Linked DNA regions of Homo sapiens: region 1 is linked to region 2. The links are chromatin loops, found by intact Hi-C in ENCODE. Cell type or tissue: HCT116. All regions are shown on one strand. Links, peaks and the distances in the headings refer to the core of each region. The heading gives the core; the rest is flanking DNA.

The links. Peaks named below come from ENCODE experiments on the same cell type or tissue, not always from the same donor. Only the 100,000 strongest peaks of a DNase experiment are listed, where the experiment ranks them.
Region 1: a loop joins it to region 2, with 2.8 times the contacts of the local background. A loop is called at or near these places in 2 of 110 quality-filtered maps.

Annotation. Positions count from the first base shown.
Region 1 is chr5:64,822,813-64,826,928 of GRCh38, reverse strand. The region is part of intron 10 of CWC27 (CWC27 spliceosome associated cyclophilin); the gene reads right to left. Among named protein-coding and RNA genes, the nearest start is that of CWC27, 56 kb to the right of the region's middle. In HCT116, for the core only: no CTCF peak of the experiment used is centred there; no DNase peak of the experiment used is centred there.
Region 2 is chr5:65,312,773-65,316,888 of GRCh38, reverse strand. The region is part of intron 9 of ADAMTS6 (ADAM metallopeptidase with thrombospondin type 1 motif 6); the gene reads left to right. Among named protein-coding and RNA genes, the nearest start is that of ADAMTS6, 170 kb to the left of the region's middle. In HCT116, for the core only: no CTCF peak of the experiment used is centred there; no DNase peak of the experiment used is centred there.

The DNA.
Region 1 (4,116 bases), core at 913-3,412, 490 kb after region 2:
TTTTTCTTTTCTTAGGGTGAGACAACAAAATTGCCACACACATATACACACAATGCTCTGAAGAAAATTAAGGAGGACACGTCCAAGAAAATTTACCAACTAAAAATTTATCTTGGATAATGAAAAGGAAACTAAGATTTCTAAGTATTATACAGGATAAAACTGAAAGCAGAAGACATGAAACTAACAGTTGTATTACATTGTGATATTAGCAAAAAAAAAAAACAAAAAAACACCAAAGTTAAAAATTACTACTAACTTATTAACCAAAATAATTAGTGAACTATAAAGTCAGAACTTACTACTTGTCATTTAGTTTCTCAAGAATGCAATCCTGTCAAAAAAACTGATTGATCAAGGAAATTTGCAAGTTTCTAGGTATAATCTAAACATTAACATGCAAGTCTAAAGTGCCATCAAAAATATTGGGGGCATTTAGAGGACATTCCAAACAACCACAGCAGAATACACATTCTTTTCAAGTGTACATGGAACATACACCAAGATTCACTATATGATGGGACAAAAAACAAGTCTCAATAAATGTCAAATAACTGAAATCATACAGAATATGTCCTCTGACCACAATGAAATTAATGTAGACATCAGTAACAAAAAAATATTTGAGAAATTCCCAAATATTTAGAAATTAAACAGCATACTTCTAAATAACCCACAGGTCAAAGAAAAAGTCACAAGGGAAATTAAGAAACATTTTGAGCTGAATGAAAATGAGAACACAATTTTGTCAGTCCAGGTTCAACCAGAGAAACAGAACCAGTAGAAGACAGATAAATAGATAATTGATGGATGGATAGATAGATAGATAGATAGATAGATAGATAGATAGATTTATTACAAAGAATTAGCTTATACAATTGTGGGAGCTGCCTAGGCAGATCTGAAACCTGTAGAGCAAGCAAGCCATCAGGAAGGGCGTGCTGGAACTTTTGGGCATGAACTGAAGCTACTATTCACAGACGAAATTTATTCTTTTTCAGGGAAGTCTGAGCTCTGCTCTTTGGACTTTCAAATGATTGAACCAGGTCCCCAGATTATCTGTGATAATCTGCTTTACCTAAGTCACTGATTGTAGACGTTAATCACAACTACAAAATAACTTCATACCAACACCTAGATTAGTTTTTGATGGAATAACTGGAGTCCATCGCCCCACCAAGCTGACTTACAAAACCAACCATCCTAACAACATATCAAAATTGGTGAGATGCAGACAAAGCAGTGCTGAGAGGGAAATTTCAAGTTTTAAATGCATATATCAGAAAAGAAGAGGGGTTCAGAATCAATCATCTAAACTTCCATCTTTAAAAGCTAAAAAACAAAACCCCAAAACAGACAAGAAGAAAAAGGGGAAGAGCAGAAGGAGCAAATTAAATAAGTAGAAAAAAGGAAGTTGGAGAACTACATGATTTCAAGCCATACTAATACAGATCATGTAAACATATATCTCAAGGACTTTTAATAACATAGGAAACTTGCCAATTTGGTAAATTGTTAGTTCCAACCTCTCCCTGCTTACCACGTTCCAGATATAACTTTCACAGAAGTTGAGACCTAGATGCACCCTTAAAGGTAGCAGGTAGTTCAATTCTTTCATTTTTAAGAAAAGAACACCCAGTGTCAAATAGTTGGGGAAGAGACATGCAAAACTATAAGCATGGTTTCCAAACTCCCTCCCACAGCTCTTTCCATTGCAACATACGGTCTCCAAGTTGCCTTATATGTTACTAAAAATTTGACACACCTGATTTACTGTGCTGTAGCTTTTGGGAAAACATGCCATTATACCTACTTGCTCATTTTCTTTTACTTCTTAAATGTATCCACAGGCTACCTTGAGAGGCACCTTTCTGTGAATTAGAAAAGAACACTTACTGGCCGGGTGCGGTGGCTCATGTCTGTAATCCTAGCACTTTGGGAGGCCGAGGCGGGTGGATCATGAGGTCAGGAGATCGAGACCATCCTGGCTAATCGGGTAAAACCCCGCCTCTACTAAAAATAGAAAAAATTAGCTAGGCATGGTGGTACGTGCCTGTAGTCCCAGCTACTAGGGAGGCTGAGGCAGGAGAATCTCTTGAACCTGGGAGGCGGAGGTTGCAGTGAGCCGAGGTCGCACCACTGCACTCCAGCCTGGGCGACGGAGTGAGACTCCATCTCAAAAAAAAAAAAAAAAAAAAAAGAGAAAAGAAAGGAACACTTCCCCTGGGGGGTGCCTTCTAGAGGAAAAAAAAAAAAAACCCACAAAACTTTTCTAGACTGAAGGATTAGAAGAAGGTACCCTTAGGACTGACATACCCTCACACCAGTGCAGAAGGCTTGGTGAGTAGAGCCCCAGCTAGATTTCAGCCCATACTCACATTCCATAACTAAGCTTCCCTTTTCAGGTCACAATATGCACAACCATCTTTAGTAGTCCACTTACTAATCATTCACCATCTTGCTGAATGCAGAAAATCAAGTAATGTTAGTCCATAAAAATATTCCATTCATAAATGAATAACATACAGAAAAAAATCTTCTAAAACAATATCTTAAAACTCTTAAGCTATATCTTAAAACTCTTGGCATAACAAAGTTCTAATATTGTAAATACTCTAGTAAAATAATAATATTAAAAGAGGAAGACTTTATTACCAATGCTTTCTTTTAAAGAGTGACATTTTATGTTTGTTTTCTTTAGTAAGATTTGAAGTGTTTCTATAAGTGCTATATTTAAAAAACACATAGATGGAAAAAATAAAGCAAGATGTTTTCCTAAGCAATAAATGTCATTGGGTTTTCAGCAAGGACATTTATGTTTCTAAAATAAAACACTTGCATTCACTAGCTAGATAAAGTTAGAACTTTATCTTTTAAATTTGTTTCCTTCAGTGAACATATCTATAATCACATTGGTAGACACGTTATTTTTGTTCTATGAGGTTGTCATAAAGTTTTTATTATAAACAGGATGTTCTCAAATATAATGCTTTCATTTTTTATAAACATTCAAAATTAAACAAAAGAAATAAAAATAATTAACAATTTTTATAAAATACAATTAGCAAATATTATCTTAAAAGAGACCATTCCTTTCACTAGCAAAATTACTCTTATATCCTACTTACTCCAGTTTGAGTTCCGGCTGGTTGGCAGCATAAACCTGCCTTAAAACGCACCTTCAGGAAAATTCTATTTAACTTCACTTGACTTAACATTTTACAGAGATTCCCTATGTATTTAGAGTGCTCAGTCTGTTTATACTATTTGGTACTTTTTAATGTATTACTTTCTTAATTTCATGTGCTCATGTTTTACAGAGCATGAGTTAGGCAGTAATTGCATCTGATGCCAAGTCATTCTCTGTATCCAACAGAGGGATGTAGGAGGTGGGAAAACCAGGATGCTTATGAAGGATAATAGCTACTAATTTTGTAGGTAGGCTTGTCTTGTTTCCCTATCCCTATAGACTGGCTTCATCAATTCTACTTCATTGGAACTACACCCTTTAAATACAGTCGCTTAAAAGATAATACTCTGGTTGCCATATAGGCTTAATAACTATTGTCAATTACCTGACAAATTAATTTTTAATTTTACTTTGAAATACGCCATGGTTGGAAGAGAGTATCAGACAGTGAGCTGCTCTATGGTTGTTAAATGACAGAACTGGACTGTGTGGTATCAATGGTACTTTCAACTTTATAATCACAGGCCATCAATGGCATTACGTTTTAAAAGTGGTCTCATGTACACATTTCATTTGACCTTATCAAAACACCACTGAAATAGGAAGGGCAGGTATTGATTGCATTTTACTGATGAGGAAGCAGGAGATTCAGAAAAATTGGTTTACTCAGATCTCATTTCTAGCAAACAATGCTGGCATCAGAACCTAAATATTCATAGATCACAGTTGTCATTAAATTTGAGTAACATTTGTTATTCAAATAAATTCTAGCCTAGTGCTAGAAATAAAATTTGTTTTAATCGTGCTATGTAAATTCATTCTTCTCACTAAACCATTACCTCATTTACTGTAGTGATTTGATATTCATTTTCAAATTGTAAAAAGTAAAATAATAATCTAAAATAGTAATCTTAACAAACCTTCCT
Region 2 (4,116 bases), core at 605-3,104:
CAGAGGTTGCAGTGAGCCAAGATTGCGATATTGCACTCCAGCCTGGGCAACAGAGCAAGACTCCGTCTCAAAAAAAAAAATGATTATTATGTCTTCTTGATGAATCAACCTCTTTATCATTATAAAAAGGAAAAAGGAAATGTTTATTTTTATCCTTAATAATATTAGTTATTCTGAAATCTTCTTTGTCTTGTTAATATAGTGGCCCCAGCTTTCACTTTATTGTTTGCATGTTACAACTTTTGTAATTCTTCTGTTTGTAACTTTCATACATCTTTATATTTAAAGTGAATTTCTTTTAAGCAGCTTATAGTTGTTTAGTCATTTTTTAAATCCAGTCTGACAGTACTCATCTTTCAATTGTATCATTTCTTTCACTTATATATACAATGTAATTACAGATATAACTAGGTTTTAGTTGATAATATTGCTGTTTGTTTTCTAGCTTTTTTCATTTGTTTTGGTTCCATTTTCTTTTTCAATTAATTGAATATTTTAAAAATATTTCATTTTAGAATGTGTATCCTGCAGTTTTTGGATGGAGTATTCTATAAATGTCATTTGGATTAAGTTAATTGATGGTGCTGTTCAGGTCAACTAACTATATATCCTTACTGACTTTTTATTAAGATTGATCTATCAATTACTGAAAAGGGGTGTAAAAGTTTCTAACTATAGGCTGGGCGTGGTGGCTCATGCCTATAATCCTAGCACTTTGGGAAGCCGAGGTGGGCGGATTGCCTGAGCTCAGGAGTTCGAAACCAGCCTGGGCAACATGGTGAAACCCCGTCTCTACTAAAAAATACAAAAAAATTAGCGTGTGACAGCAGGTGCCTGTAGTCCCAGCTACTCAGGAGGCTGAGGCAAGAGAATTGCCTGAACCCGGGAGGCAGAGGTTGCAGTGAGCTGAGCTTGCGCTACTGCACTCCAGCCTGGGCGACAGAGCGAGACTCCGTCTCCAAAAAGGAAAAAAAAAATGTTTCTAACTATAATAGTGGATTTGTGTATTTCTCTTTGCAGTTCTATAAGTTTTTGACTCACTTTTGTTTTACACTTGGTTGTTAGGTGCATACACACTAAGAATTTTTTTTCTTCTTCTTAGAGAATTGATGCTTTTAGCATTATGTAATGTCATTCTTATCCATGAGAATTTTCCTTTATCTGAAGCGTGCTGTGTCTCACATTAATATAGCTACCCCAGTTTTCTTTAGATTAGTGTTAGCATGGTATATCTTTTTCCATCCCTTACTTTTAACCTAGCTGAGTCTTTATATTTATGGCAGATCTCTATGGTATTCAACATATAGTTGGGTCTTATATTTTTCGCCACTCTGACAATCTTGGGCTTTTAATTGGCATATTTAAAACTTTCATATTTAAAGTGATCATTGAGACAATTGAATTAATATCTGTCATGTGTGTAACTTTTCTATTTATTGTATTTTGTTTCTTTTTATCTTTTTCTGCCTTTTCTTGTTTTAACTGAGCATTTTATGATTCCATTTTATCTCTTCTCTTAGCATATCAATTATACTTCCTTTAAAATATTTTAGTTGCTGCTCTTGAGTTTGTAATATAATAATTTTATATACAAAATATATTTAATGTGTACATATATATAAATTTCTAACTAATCTAAGTCTGCCTTCAAATAGCACTAAATTGCCTCATGTGTAATGTAGGCTCATTTAAAGAATGTATGTCCAGTTCTTCATTCCTGTTCCTTATGACATTGCTGTCCTTCATTTTATTTATCCACTTACTGTAATAACTAATACATTGTTACTATTATTACTTTAAATAGTTATCTTTTATATCAATTAAGAATAAGAAAAATTTATTTTAGCCTTAGTGTTTTTTAATTTTTAGTTTTTATAGATACATAATAGTTGTATGCATTTATGGGGTATGTGTGATATTTTGATACAAGGATACAAGGTGTATGATCAAATGTGGGTGATTGGGATATTCTTTTTTTGATGTCCTTCCTTTCTGTATATAGACCTAAGTTCCTGAGCGATGTCATTTTCCCTTTTCCTGAAGAGCTTTAAAAAAATATTTCTTGCAGTGCAGGTCTGCCGATAATGAATTCTCTTAGTTTAGGTTTATCTTAGAAACTCTATTTCTCTTTAATCTTTGAAAGATAATTTCACTGGACACAGAATTTACATGGTTTCTGATAGAAATAGCTGAAATTTCTATTCTTGTTTCTCCAGGAGTAAGGTGTATTTTTTCTCTGTATTCTTTCAAGATTTTCTCTGTGTCTTTTATTTTCTGCAATTTGAATATGATATGCATACATGCAGATTTTTTGGTATTTACCTATTTGGTATTTCTGAACTTCCCTTCCTGGATCTGTAGTTGGGTATCTGTCATTGATGTTGAAAAATTCTTAGCCATTATTACTTCAAATACTTTTCTGCTCCCTTCTCTTTTTCTTCTCCTTCTAGTATGTCAATTACATGTACATGGAAGTCACACCTTCAGATATTGTCTCAAAATTCCTGGATGGTGTATTCTGGGGTGTGGGTGTGGATGTGTGCGCGTATGTGTGTATGTGCGTGATTCTTTTTTCTCTCTGTATTTCAGTTTGGGAAGTTTCTATTCACCCTATTATCAAGTTCACTGGTTCTTTCCTTCGCATGTTCAGTCCTTAGCATGTTCAGACATTCATCATTTCAGATATCTAGCATTAAAAAGCTTTTTTCTTAAGAGTTTTCATCACTCTGCACACATTAATTATCTATCTCTTCTTGCATGTTGTTTACTTTTTCCTTTAAAGCTGTTAACATATTAATCATAGTTATTTTAAATTCCCTGTCTGTTTATTCCAAAATCTGTGTCATATTTAATCTAGCTCTGATGGTTGTTTTATCTTTTTTGCCCATGTTTCAGTATGTCTTATATATATTTTTTTTAACTGAAAGCTAGACATGATGTATTGGGTAATGGGAACTGAGGTAAACAGTCGTTTAATGTGTGGTAGTAGGTATTCTGTCAATAATTGCTAATGAATGATGCATGTTTGCGTTGTAAAGTGTAACTCTAAAATGAAACTTGTGGCTCCTTTAAGTCTTTATACTATTTGGAAGAACCAAATGGACTCAGTTTTTTCTGGTATGGAAACATTTTCAGTTAATGTAGCATGACTGAAGCATTTTACTCTGTCAGTTGATTAAGTTTCAAAGCTATATAGTGCCATAGTTTTTTATCCAAACTTGTAAAATCATGCTTAATAATATTATTTTCTTATGTCTCCACATTTACGTTATAAGTTTTAATCACTTTAAAATTTTTAGATTTTTCAGATTAGAACATATTGCTATTATTATTAAAGTAGTACTCCATATTGTCTTTTCATAAATACTAAATTTTGGTCAGGGCCAGTAAGATGCCACAATTATGCTATCTATGAATTCACACACATAAATAAATGCACATACATATACACACATACATATTATATATACAATATATGTAAATTTTCATCTGTAGACATTCACATAATGTGGACATATTCACATAGTAGCTAAAACATAGCTAAAACAATAACGTAAAGACATTCTTTAGAAAAGTTATTAAAATAAAGTCTAACAATTAAATTATTTCAATAATTAGGCTTTTGCCATAGTATGGACTAATGCCAAAAAATAGGTAAGTCCAGTCTGCTGGTTACTGCATTAAGTATCTGGAATTTCAGAATAAACTCTGTGTGTGTGTGTGTGTGTGTGTGTGTGTGTGTGTGTGTGTGTGTGTGTGTTGCAGAAATAATAAAACTACTGAAATAGATTTTGTCACTCTCAAACTTGGGAACTTTGATGAGAGATTTTTCTTCATTTTGCTGGAAAAATAAAGAAGTTAATTTGTAGGCAGACACCATTGTCCTAATTGACTGGTAAGAGTTTTAGCTATCATTAACTAATTCAGCAACATTTTTCTCATAGTACTAAAGAAGACTACAATGGCCAAAGTTTCCTTGTTCCAGCTACCTTCCCTATCTTTGCAATGACTATTATATATACCCCCACACACATACATACACCCCAACATGTTAGTATATCTCTAATAGCTAGCTTCCTCCGGTACCTGGCATCTTTACAGTGACATGAAAAGAAA